Linked DNA regions of Homo sapiens: regions 2 and 3 are each linked to region 1. A link is a contact called in ENCODE Hi-C or POLR2A ChIA-PET data. All regions are on one chromosome and are shown on one strand. The core of a region is the stretch at or near the end of the contact, and the rest is flanking DNA. Distances in the headings are between cores, read along the strand shown.

The links. Hi-C counts contacts between places; a loop is a spot of excess contacts on that map. ChIA-PET counts read pairs that join two places held with the same protein, here RNA polymerase II (POLR2A). Pooled maps may share reads with other maps.
Region 2: a loop to region 1 is called in a pooled map, with 3 times the contacts of the local background. The contact joins two enhancer-like sites. A Hi-C loop is called at or near these places in 6 of 50 pooled maps. POLR2A ChIA-PET finds 5 or more read pairs at or near these places in 2 of 52 experiments (CD4-positive, alpha-beta T cell and OCI-LY7).
Region 3: a loop to region 1 is called in a map with no recorded cell type, with 5 times the contacts of the local background. The contact joins the promoter of SPATS2L here to the enhancer-like site in region 1. A Hi-C loop is called at or near these places in 4 of 168 maps with a recorded cell type or tissue (OCI-LY7, chondrocyte, naive thymus-derived CD4-positive, alpha-beta T cell and 1 more), 5 of 37 single-sample maps with no recorded cell type and 15 of 50 pooled maps.

What each region holds. Positions count from the first base shown.
Region 1 is chr2:200,710,838-200,714,901 of GRCh38, forward strand. It overlaps LINC01792 (long intergenic non-protein coding RNA 1792), which reads right to left. Exons shown (of 3, transcript NR_037886.1): 3 at 1,468-3,293. It also overlaps the pseudogene AOX3P-AOX2P and the pseudogene AOX3P. Among named protein-coding and RNA genes, the nearest start is that of LINC01792, 22 kb to the right of the region's middle. RefSeq lists an enhancer at 2,278-2,557. Within about 2 kb of position 2,359, at least 35 of the 41 ENCODE cell types and tissues checked have a DNase peak (open chromatin) inside an H3K27ac peak, as active enhancers do; they include OCI-LY7, where a contact is called at or near this core.
Region 2 is chr2:201,207,296-201,211,359 of GRCh38, forward strand. It overlaps CASP10 (caspase 10), which reads left to right. Exons shown (of 10, transcript NM_032977.4): 8 at 780-888; 9 at 1,775-2,267. Among named protein-coding and RNA genes, the nearest start is that of CASP10, 26 kb to the left of the region's middle. RefSeq lists an enhancer at 1,690-1,739. Within about 2 kb of position 1,781, at least 4 of the 41 ENCODE cell types and tissues checked have a DNase peak (open chromatin) inside an H3K27ac peak, as active enhancers do.
Region 3 is chr2:200,304,760-200,308,823 of GRCh38, forward strand. SPATS2L (spermatogenesis associated serine rich 2 like) reads left to right here and starts at 1,934. Exons shown (of 13, transcript NM_001100423.2): 1 at 1,934-2,163. RefSeq lists an enhancer at 1,309-1,408 and silencers at 1,819-2,548, 2,569-2,898.

The DNA of each region.
Region 1 (4,064 bases), core at 1,109-3,608:
TTACGTGATTCAGCTAAAACCATCTGATGGGGGTAGCCGGGGTTAGCTACAGCAAGAGTGAGTGTATGTGGCATAATGTTAACTGCTGGTGATCAGTGAATCCAGGTGAAGGGTATATAGGTATTATTACTTATTGTACCATCCTTGAGACTTTTCTGTAGGTTTGAAATTTATTAAAACAAAAAGTCAGCTGGGCGCGGTGGCTCACACCTGTAATCCCAGCATTTTGGGAGGCCGAGGCAGGCGGATCACCTTAGGTAAGGAGTTCGAGACCAGCCTGGCCAACATGATGAAACCTCATCTCTACTAAAAATACAAAAAATTAGCTGAGCGTGGTGGCACATGCCTGTAGTCCCAGCGACTGGGGAGTCTGAGGCAGGAGAATTTGCTTGAACCAGGGAGGTGGAGGTTGCAGTGAGCCAAGATCACGCCACTGCACTCCAGCCTCCAGCGTGGGCAACAGAACGAGACTCCGTCTCGAAGAAGAAAAAAGAAAGTCGTTCTTGTTGTATTCCAGTGAGAGTCTGCTTCAGCTTTCCGACAGGCCTCACATCAGCAAAATGCCCTGGCGGTTATGAATGCTGGAATGACAGTCCTTTTCAAAGACGGCACAAACACCACTGTGGACTTCAGTGTCTATATGGAGGAGGTGGCCCTACTACAGTTGGTGCAAATAAATTCTGTCAGCAGCTTATCAGAAGGTGATTTATTAACTTACACCTCAAACCAAATAAAGGAGCACCGTGTGTTGACCCTACCACAGTTTTGCTTTCATGCTATTTTTCTGAAGTCCCTTATAGGATGAAAACCATGGAGCTCCTCTAATTCATACAAACTTCCCCACGGCAATGAAAATAAAAGTCTGAAGACTATGCAGCAATATAGATTTTAAAAATGGTTTTATACCAATCAACTATATCTTCATAATTGATCATTTATATTAAAATAATGACAGCATCTTTACTTCAGAACCCCGGTGGATATCCTGACATCTCCAAGAAACTCTTAGGTGTCCTAACAGACTTTCTTTTGACCCTACCTCAGGGGATGTACTCATACGAGGTCACTACGTTTTCTGAAAGAACAGAACAGCCAAGTGGAGCTGTGACTGTCTTTTGCCATGGCTTTCCTTTTTAATTTCCAACTGCTGTCATAGTGTCAGCTTTTAGGAAAGGATCAGCTGTGGAAATGCTGTATTCAAGCAATAATCAGAAAATACAATGGAATAACAGTTCCCGTTTATAGTAACAACCAAAAAATAACTCTAGGGATAAAATCAACAAAAATATGTGCAGGGCCAACATGAAAAGAACTTTTAAAATCTATTGGTGAACTTTAAAAAAAGACAAATTTTAAAAGGGAAAGACATAAGCCTTAGCTACAAGGACACAAAATATAACAGTATCAATTTTCTCTTATAAATTAAATATAACACATTCCCAATCAAAACATCAACAGTGTCTTTTAAAAACTTGATTTTAAAGTTTATCTAGAAAGATAAAAAATGTATAATAAGAATAGTCAAGAGGGGAAACTAGCCCTATATAATATTGAAATGTATTCTATTACATTAATACATGTCTAGTAGTTACACATTATAGGTACTGATACAGGAGGAGAAAAACAGACCAACAGAACAATGTAAAGTCCTGAAATAGGCCAGAAAGTCAGGTCTCATTAGAAGCAAAAATGCACTTCAAGTAAGCCATAAAATGGAGCATTTAAGGAAGAATATTGGTACAACTTGCAAGCCATTTTAAAAACAAAGAAACATAAAGCTGTACTTCTATTTCCCACTTTACAATAAAAATAAATTCCAGATTGATTAAAGTTTTAAATACTAAAAACTATACTAAATATATGCATGCATTTAAAAAAATCCATAGCCTAAGGAACATGAAAGCCGGAAGTTATAAAGAAAAGACTGATAAATTTGACTATATAACAGAGAAAAGCATTAGTATAAAAAGAAACGCATTTACAGCAAAAACTTTTCTAAATCAATAAAAAAAGATTAAAAAAACAAAAAAAGAAAAGTATACCCACTGGCAGGAAACTGGAAAAATAAACTATTTTGAGCCTCACTTAGAATTTTTAAAATGAAAATTAAAACAGCAATGAGATACCATTTTCCTCTATTAGATTGGCAACAATTTAAAATGTTGATAGTACCCACGACTGATTAAATTTGACACATTTTTTCCTCCGAGCATACTTTTCATGTAATAAAGTTACTGAAACCAAATACTGTATTCTTAAAAATGGTTAGGGTTACTAAGAAGCCAGCAACAGAGGGCAGCAGAGACCTCCTCTGGGGCGTCCGCGTAGTTCATGTTCCAGTTTTACAAAAGCAGCTTTTTCTCTGCTGTGGTCTCTGAGGTGTCAGAGTGCAGCAAAAGGGAAATGCGTCATCAGTTCTTGTCATCTCATTGGTGACAATGAGTAATCAGGTGGCGGTGGCGAGGTGGTGTCTCTGGGCCCTCTCTCCAGGCCAGAACGGGCACGTCCCACACGCGAGCAAGGCTTCTTGCTGTGCCGCCCGTCAGAGCCAAGTCTGTGATGGCGCCTCTGTTCCAGGTTGTTACAGAGCTGGGCAGCTCCTCAGGAAGTTGGCATTAAAGAGAGCTGGTGTTCAAAATCTGGATTTTCTTTTTTTTTTTTTTTTAACCGAGAGTCCTTTCCCCTCAATAAACTTGACAAAGGAGATCAAGGAAACTAGGAAACTACCAGAAATTCTCATTTGCATTTCCAAGCAAACGCCCAGCAATCTTAGTCATATTAGCTGCATGGCTTTGGGGTTAGAAAGGAGGTGAGGTTGGGAGGGGAAGATAAAGGATAAAATCAGAGTGAATAACACAGAAGAGGTCTAGCCAGCTGCCTTTCCTGCTTACAAGGGGCCACTGGGGCCAGAGCAGGCCTCCTCCCCCGGCTGTTGCGTCCAGGCTGTTTCCCACACTGTAGACCCCCTTCCTCCTTTGGTCCTCTCTGCCCTTCCCTGGGTCTCCCATTTCAGACCTTGCTGTGCTTCCCAGTCCCCCACATGGAACTCAGACTCCAATTTCCATCAGTCAAGGGCTTGCCTCTTCAGGCACATGTCCTCAGCTCCCACTAAGAGGTCCTCAGCTTTAGGCCAGCTCGGCAGACTGGGGAAATGGACGCCTCTGCACTGACCCAGCAATGCTTATCCAGATCAGTGTTCAGGGAGCACCTTTCTCTCTATGTCCTGTGGATGCAGGGTCTGCCTGGTCAACGGCAAAGGTGTCTTTATGCATCTTCGGGAGGTTGGCCTGTTACTGGGTATAGAGTTAGGGAAAGTACAGCCTGAGAAATTAATATAGAATGCATGTGTATATACATACAGACATTTTTGTGCTTTCTTTTTATAAAAGTAAAACATGTCCTTTAATGGACATTCGACAAATACAGAAGAATATAAAAAGAAAATCAAAATCTCCTGTAAACCTACCAGCTATATATGGCCATTGCCAAAGTATTTTTTAAATACTGTATTAAAAACTTGATTCTCATACAAATCTTAAGTAAGCAAATGTCAAAGATTTATTTAACTCGACAATGAGGGAACCAGCAAAATGATAAAACTGGATGAAAGTGAATTTGAGAGACTGAGCATATAGGCATGCCAGCACAATGACGAAGGTTGCTAGTTTAGGTAAAAAACCGGTTAATATCTTACAGGTAATAAAACTGTAACCTTTGAGGTTGCCTTCCTACAGGACAGAAATAATTTGATTCTTTACTAGAAAAGAAAATCTACATGTTCTTATGTAGCTTCACAGAGTCTAGCCCCCAATCAATAGTAAACAAGTTCAACAAAGGAACATTCCCTTAGAGAATGAGATAACCATGGAATGGACTTGCTAGACTGTGTTCCAAAATGCATTGAAAGGCCATTCAGTGAATCTTGTCTATTTTTCCAAGTTTTGGATAATATTTCTTAACATGCTATTATAATTTTAATAGACTTCCTTGTAATTTTAAGGATTATTAGGGTGTATATAAATATGTGAATACATAAAACACATTTTTTATTTTATTATTATTAT
Region 2 (4,064 bases), core at 531-3,030, 500 kb after region 1:
AATACCCCAAGGGGTTTAGACTAGAGTATAAAAACATGGTTTTGGACAGGCATGGTGGCTCATGCCTGTAATCCTAGCACTTTGGGAGGCTGAGGTGGGCGAATCACTTGAGGTCAGGAGTTCAAGACCAGCCTGGCCAACATGGTGAAACTCTACCTCAACCAAAAATACAAAAATTATCGGCTGGGCGCGGTGGCTCATGCCTGTAATCCCAGCACTTTGGGAGGACGAGGTGGGCGGATCACAAGGTCAAGAGATCAAGACCATCCTGGCCAACATAGTGAAACCCCGTCTCTACTAAAAATACAAAAATTACCTGGGCATGGTGGCGGGCGCCTGTAGTCCCAGCTACTCGGGAGGCTGAGGCAGAAGACTCGCTTGAACCCAGGAGGTGGAGGTTGCAGTGAGCTGAGATCACGCCATTGCACTCCAGCCTGGGTGACAGAGCGAGATGCTGTCTCAAAAAAAAAAAAAAATTATCTGGGGGTGTTGGTGGGCACCTGAGGCAGGTGGATCCCTTGAATCCGGGAGGCAGAGGTTGCAGTGAGCCGAGATCGCGTCACTCACTCCAGCCTGGGCAACAAGAGTGAGACTCCATCTCAAAACAACAACAACAGCAACAACAAAATAACAACAACAACAAAAACATGGTTTAAACAACTGGCATGGGGAGATACATCCTGCTCTTCCTCACAGTGGATCCATTGGAGTGGTTGGTTAGAAACATTTAAGGCCCTAAGATAAGGATTCCTACTAAGTGGCTCTATCTATTCTTCAAGAGGGCAGCTGTGTACAGGATGAATCGGAACCACAGAGGCCTCTGTGTCATTGTCAACAACCACAGCTTTACCTCCCTGAAGGACAGACAAGGAACCCATAAAGATGCTGGTAAGAAAGTCTGGAACAGTTTATCAAATGCAAATTGGGGATCTTAAAATTATTTTTTATTTTCACATTTTCTTTCTGTGACTTTTATCTTCCATATACGTGTAAGGATGATATCATGTTTCTGAGCCTCTTATATATCCCTGGGGAGTCATCAGTCTGCTAAAGAGTGGCAAGAATCTTTGACTATTCACAATTCTGAATAGAGGAGAGCATGTACTGGGGGAGAGCCTGCTGGATTGGCACGAGACAACTTGGGCGTGAGCTCCAGCTCCACCACTAACTAGGTGTGTGATCATGGGAGAGTCAAGAGACCTTGGCTTCTTCAACTGTGAAACAGGATGAAACACTGGCCACTGCCGATTCTCAGGACTGTTGTGACAACACTGGGTATTACGTGATAGGAGATTCATTGTAAGATTTTATGGTTATGAAAATAAAAATAATCCAAAGCTTTAGGCTATTTGCTGTGCAAATTTTGTAACTATTAGCATTGTTTCAGTTTTTTTTTTCTTTGAGACAGAGTCTTGCTCTGTTGCCCAGGCTGGAGTGCAGTGGTGCAGTCCCAGCTCACTGCAACCTCTGCCTCCCAGGCTCAAGCCATTCTCGTGCCTCAGCCTCCCGAGTAGCAGGGATTACAGGCGTGAGCCACCACACCTGGCTATTTTTTGTATTTTCAGTAGAGATGGGGTTTTGCCATCTGGCCAGACTGTTCTCAAACTCCTGACCTCAAGTGATCCGCCTGCTTCGGCCTTCCAAAGTGCTGAGATTATAGGTGTGAGCCACTGTGCCCGGCCTTGTTTCAGTTCTTCATTTTGTTTTGCATCATTTTATTATTTCCCCTTTCTCTCTCTCTCTCTCTTTTTTTTTTTTTTTTGTTTTTAAACAGAGATCCTGAGTCATGTGTTCCAGTGGCTTGGGTTCACAGTGCATATACACAATAATGTGACGAAAGTGGAAATGGAGATGGTCCTGCAGAAGCAGAAGTGCAATCCAGCCCATGCCGACGGGGACTGCTTCGTGTTCTGTATTCTGACCCATGGGAGATTTGGAGCTGTCTACTCTTCGGATGAGGCCCTCATTCCCATTCGGGAGATCATGTCTCACTTCACAGCCCTGCAGTGCCCTAGACTGGCTGAAAAACCTAAACTCTTTTTCATCCAGGCCTGCCAAGGTGAAGAGATACAGCCTTCCGTATCCATCGAAGCAGATGCTCTGAACCCTGAGCAGGCACCCACTTCCCTGCAGGACAGTATTCCTGCCGAGGCTGACTTCCTACTTGGTCTGGCCACTGTCCCAGGCTATGTATCCTTTCGGCATGTGGAGGAAGGCAGCTGGTATATTCAGTCTCTGTGTAATCATCTGAAGAAATTGGTCCCAAGGTGAGAGCTCTTTTTTTTCTTCCATTTGTAATTAATTAGTTTTATTTATTTTTTATTTTACTCTCATTCAACACCTTTGGTAAGGGTGAGAGTTCTACGTTGTTCTATCCATGTACCTGTTCAACCATCTGCCTACCCTCCTGTTTATCTATTTATCCATCTATCCACCCATTCATCTATCCATCCATCTATCCACCCATTCATCTATCCATCCATCCATCTGTCCATCCATCCATCCATCCAGCAACCTTGTATTGAGTACCAGCCTGGACCTGGAAAGGAAGATACAGAGTTAAAAAAAGACAGAGTCCTTGCCCTCAGGTTGCTTACAAGCTAGAGGGATAGACAAACAAATAGACGGGGAAGGGCATCCCCAGCTGGTAAGTGCACATTGTGAAGTATAGGTGTTATGGGAACATGCAGAATGAGTACCTTGCCCAGATTTGAAGGATCAGAGGAGGCTTCTAGAAATGACAAATAGATGTTAGGTAAAGAATCAGGTGAAAGATGTGCTGGGCAGAGGGAATAGCATGAACAAAAGCATGGGGGCCTTTTATTTGTTCGTTTATTTATCACTCACTCTTACGTCCTGAGCACCTATGTGCTATCTTTGGACTTCTATTTGCCACTGCTCTGACAGCTTCCCTTCTGTCTCTGCCACATGCTGTCCTCTTGGCACCTTTAGCCATACCTAGAGGCCATGGGCTCCTCCATGAAAACGTCTCCAAAGTTGCCATCTCTGGCCCACTCATCTCTGAATTCCTGGGGGCAGAGACCCTGTTTCATTCAACTTTATATCCTCAGCCCCTGACCTGATATATTGTGAGCTTGTTAAACATTTGCTGGGCCAATGAATGACTTGCTTGAGCCTGTCTCATTAACATCCCGCTAGATATCCTACCTCTGTTTAGCCCTTGGACCTCACATTCAGCATGCATGTTTCTGAGCTCATCTTCCCAGCTCTCTCCAGGAGCTCCTACTCCTGAATTTCCATTTGAAGGAATGGCCATAGTGCTCTTCTGGGAATTCAGGATTGGAACCTTGAGTCAACTTTGCTTTTCTCTCTTCTTTACCAGCCCCTCCATTCTCATCACAGACATCAGAGGCTAATGTCTATGGCTTCAGGAACAAGGCAATATTTATTGAGAGCGTACTATGTGCTTACTGTACTGGGTACCGAACTGGGGACAGGGGGTGCAACTGTGTACAAGAGAGACAAAATCTGCTCTCCAGGGAGCTAAAAGTCCAGTGAAGGAAGGACAGATAATAAAAATATAAGTGAATATTTAAATTATTATTATTTTAAAAATTCAACAATATTAAAAGGAGACAGTATACATGCATGATTAAGCAATGTGTGGTTTTTTTTGGTACTCCAGAAATTTCTGTTATTTTTAATTGATACTTCATAACTACATATTTCAGGGTTATAATTTGATGTTTCAATACATATATGTGTTGTATAATGATCAAATCAGGGTAGTTAGTGTATCCATCACCTCATGCATTTATCATTTCTTTGTGGTGAGAACCTCTAAAAGCCTCTCTTGTAGCTATTTTGTAATATACAACACCTTACTGATTGATCGATTGATTTAAATATGGGATCTCACCATGTTGCCGAGGCTGGCCTTGAACTCCTAGGCTCAAGCAATCTTCCTGCCTTAGCCTTGTAAGTAGCTAGGATTATATGCTCAAACCACAGTGCCCAGCTCAGAATGCCTTACTGTTAACCATAGTCACCCCACTGTGCAGCAGAACACCAGAGGTTATTTCTCCTATCTAATTGTAACTTTG
Region 3 (4,064 bases), core at 684-3,183, 410 kb before region 1:
GGAGGAAACCTCCCAAAAACATAAATAAATTATTTAGCCAGAGGACCTAAGAAGTGCATCAAATTTCAAGTCAAATGGCTACAAGTTACTTATTACACCTAAATTTAATAAGCAATAGGATGTTTGTTCTTTATGTGTGGTATGGCTTCTAGAAGCAAGCTTTCCTCTCTGTAGCACAGGCAGGGTCCAACGGTCTAGGTTCAAATTCTTCCTTTACCACTTACTAGCTAAAAACTTAGGCAACTTATTTCACCTCTCTGTGCCTCAGTTTCTTTCTTTCTTTTCTTTTAAAGGCTCTGGCTCTGTTGCCCACACTAGAGCGCAGGGGTGTGATCCTGGCTCACTGCAACCTTAGCCTACCTGGTTCAGGTAATCCTCCCACCTCAGCCTCCTGAGTAGCTGGGACTACAGGCGTGCACCACCATGCCCGGCCAATTATTATTATTAGTTTTTTTGTTTTGGAGGGATGGAGTTTCACTATGTTGCCCAGGCTGGTCTTGATCTCCAGGGCTCAAGAGATTTGCCCACCTCGGTCTCCGAAAGTGTTGGGATTACAGGTGTGAGCCACTGGGCCCAGCCCTCAGTTTATCTGTAAAACAGGACAAAAGTAGTACCTACCTGATGGGGTTCTTCCAAGGATTAAATGAGCTAGTACTTATAAAGCACTTGCTAATGTCTGTTAAATAAATTATATTATCCACACACCAATCCAAGGCGACTATAAGGTAGCAAGAACCACTCCAAGTCACATAAGAAAATGAATTCCTTTCGTTTTAGCTCCTCTCTTTATTTCAGCAGTGCGTTGTCAACAGGGCCACATTATGTTAGCAGATTTGAACTTTATCCGAAAGGTGTTTGTATTTTATTTCAAATTATGAATTCCTGAACATCGGATTATGTACGATTCTGCAGTGCCCTCGGAGGCCCATTAGAGTCTGGAGCTCGAGAAGCATAACAAACTCTGGTCTGATATTTGTAAGGAGCTTGACAGCCAAGGAGCCACTCAGAAACAGTTATTGGTATTGCCAAAAAAAAAAAAAAAAAAGGAAGCTAAGAAGTCACCCTTCTAAATAAATAAATAAATAAATAAATAAATAAAAACCTGAATTGGAGAGCTGCCTGCATTTCACTCTACTGCCTCTGGAAGAAGAGTGTTATCTAAAGTGCTTCCATCATGAATAATGATTGAGAAACTGCTTTTACTCTCCCGACTACTGTACTCCCAGGCAGAAACCCACGGCTGAAGCCCACGATGCCCATGTGTAACTTGGTTATTACACACACGTTTGGAGCCCAGTGTGCAGACCCGCAGCGCAGAGGAGGCGGCGGAACACCCCGGGTTGGTCGGGTTTCCAAGGGCTGACCCGAGCTCCAGCACTTTTTCCGCGCCTGATTTTTCAGGTCATTTTCGAATGGGCTATCTTTGCTTACATTTTGAGCTTGGATCCTCTCCAGAAAGCATTACTACCTTCTAAAAGGAAAAACATCTCGTATTTGCAGACAGTGCTGAGGGAGCAAAGTTCATTTTCTCGGGTAGGAGAAGATGATTCTCTTGCAACACGTGCGGATTGTGACAAAATCTTTCATTAACAAGGGGAGTTTCGGTGAAGTGGAGGTTTGGGGAAAGGCGAGGAAGTCGGTCTGGAGCAAGCAAGCAAAGTGCGGAAGCTGTACTGGGATTCTTCTAGAAAGTGGGGTGGGAAAGGAGCTAGGGAGGGCGTGTGGAGGGACGAGATCTGTGTCAGAACGTGCGTGTGAGCGGATACAAAACCCGAGAGAGGCGTGAGCAGCGCTGTGTTTGCGAGCGGGAGCGAGGGGCGCCGGCTGGGGTGTGTGCTCCTGGTGAGTGACACCGAGGGGAAGGCGGGCGGGTCGGCGGGCGGGGGCAGCCTGCGAGGGGCGGGAGTGTCCCTGCGTGGGGCGGCCGAGCCGGAGTTGTGTCAGTGAAGGAATCCAGTCCGGGGGCCGAGCTGGCTGCGCCCTCCGCTGCAAGCGCCGGCAGCGCGGGGCGAGCTCCGGACGGCGCGCGGCCCAGGCAGCGGCTCCCGCTCGGCCCGCCCTCCGAGCCGCAGGGGCCGCCACCGCCGCGGCGCCTCCCCTGGCGACCGCGCCCCCGGGCCCCGGCTCCGGCCCGGGACGGAGGAGCCGGCGCTCGACACAGAGGTAAGCCCAGGACCCCCTCCACGCCGGGCCGGCTGGGGATGCAGGGCGCGGGCGGACGCGGAGGGGCCTGCGCGGCCGGGACGGAGACTCGGCTGGGCCGAGCATTCCGCAGCCCGGGCCGCCCAGCCTCCGCCGCCTCCCGGAGCGCTGGGTGTGGCCCGCGCTCGGCGCCGAGGCGGGCTGGTGGCGCGGACCGGACGCGAAGGTCGCCGTCCTTCCTTTCTCCAGCCGGCGCGGGCAAGCGGGAGGAGGCGCCGGCTGGGACGCACAGTGGCGCTCCCCGGGCGAGCGTGTGGCCGCCGCGCTCCGACGTGTACCCGCCCGCCCCGGATCTGAATCGCCCGCGGCCGCCGTCCCTCGCCTGCCGTCCTCCCGCGCGGGCGCCCCCGTTCCCTCCCAAGCCGGAAAGAGACCCACCGTCCCCCAGGCTGCTCTCTGGCCCGGAGCCGCAAAGCCCACGTCAGCCGCGACCACCCCGCCCTCGGATCCCAGCCGGGTGCGGGGGCCGCGGCCCCACTGAACCCCGCGCCCCTGGCGCCCAGCGGGAGTGGGATGCGTTGGCGTCCGCGCTGCGCGGGTGGGCTGGGGTGGCCGGAGCAGACGCGGAGCGCCCTGGCCGCGGGACGAAGCGGTCGCGCCGCCGCATTTGGGCGGGGGGACCCCGGAGTCCGCGGGCTGCGGACCCCAGCGGGAGACGGGGTTGTCGTAGGATGCGCTCGCGCTGGACGCCGGCGCACTCTGAATATCATGCTGCCGCACACGCGGGGCTGAAGGGCCGAGTCTTCACCTGCGCGGGGATGCGGCGGAAGCGTCGCGTCTTCGCGAGTGGAGGTTTCGTGTTCCCGCGGGGTTGGTGTGTTTTTGAACTTCACGAGCTTCTCATCCCCCCCGCAATCCTGGTTTTAGCAGATGTCGGGGTTTTGGAGACCTGACACTTTTCGTGAAAGATTCTTTCTGTACGTTTTCTTTTGGCTATATTACAGGGTTTGTAGCTTGAGAACTAGTGAAAACCCTTGAACTTCAAACACAGTCTCATTGCTTATTTTTTGAAATTTAAATATTAAAATATGTACCAGCCCCCTCACAAGCCGACAGACTTTAAGACAAACGACTGTGAAATTTTAGAACCTGTGCAGAGAAAGTGGTTTTATACCAGTACTTGAAATAGTAAGGTCGTGTAACCTTTTTAACATCGTTTTAGTTTGTCTTAAAGGAAGGTTTCAGCACCACTTTGACTGGTACTGTTTTCCAGAGTTTAAGCAGATGTATGTAATATAGCAGGGAAGAGGACAGGAAGTCAGAAATCTCTTCACTCTGAAAAAAAAAAAAGACTTCAAATAATACAACCAATACCCTGAAAATAGAGTGGCCGTCTGGATAAAGTATTTGATAGGCCTTATGAAATTGTGTTGCTTAACCAGAAAGCAATGTGTTGTTAGATAGGGCAGTTTTATCTAGTAACTGTCGTGTTTAAAAATATCTGTGTATGATATTCTTTGTTGAATTTTAACTGGGGAAAAATCAACTTTGGGAATGGGTTTCTATTTGGACAAGGCAAATACTGCAGTTTCTAATTAGAGTTTTGGAATAAGCTCAAGCTGTGTTAAAACCTATTGTATGGAGCAGCAGAACAGAAAACATGTCAAATCTGTATCTGTGTGGCAGAAAACATGTCAAATTCTGTATCTGTGTGGCTTTAAATACACACACACACACACACAGACACACAAACTAGAGACTAGCCCCAAAAGATAATTTGCATAAAAATACAATCACTTGAATGCAGAGAATAGCTAAAGACGTTAGTAAAAACTGAACATCTGGGAAAAGACTGTATTAATTGGCAATTTTCTTTCTTTAATCCCTGAAAATATTAAATGATTTTCTAAGAATCAACTTAG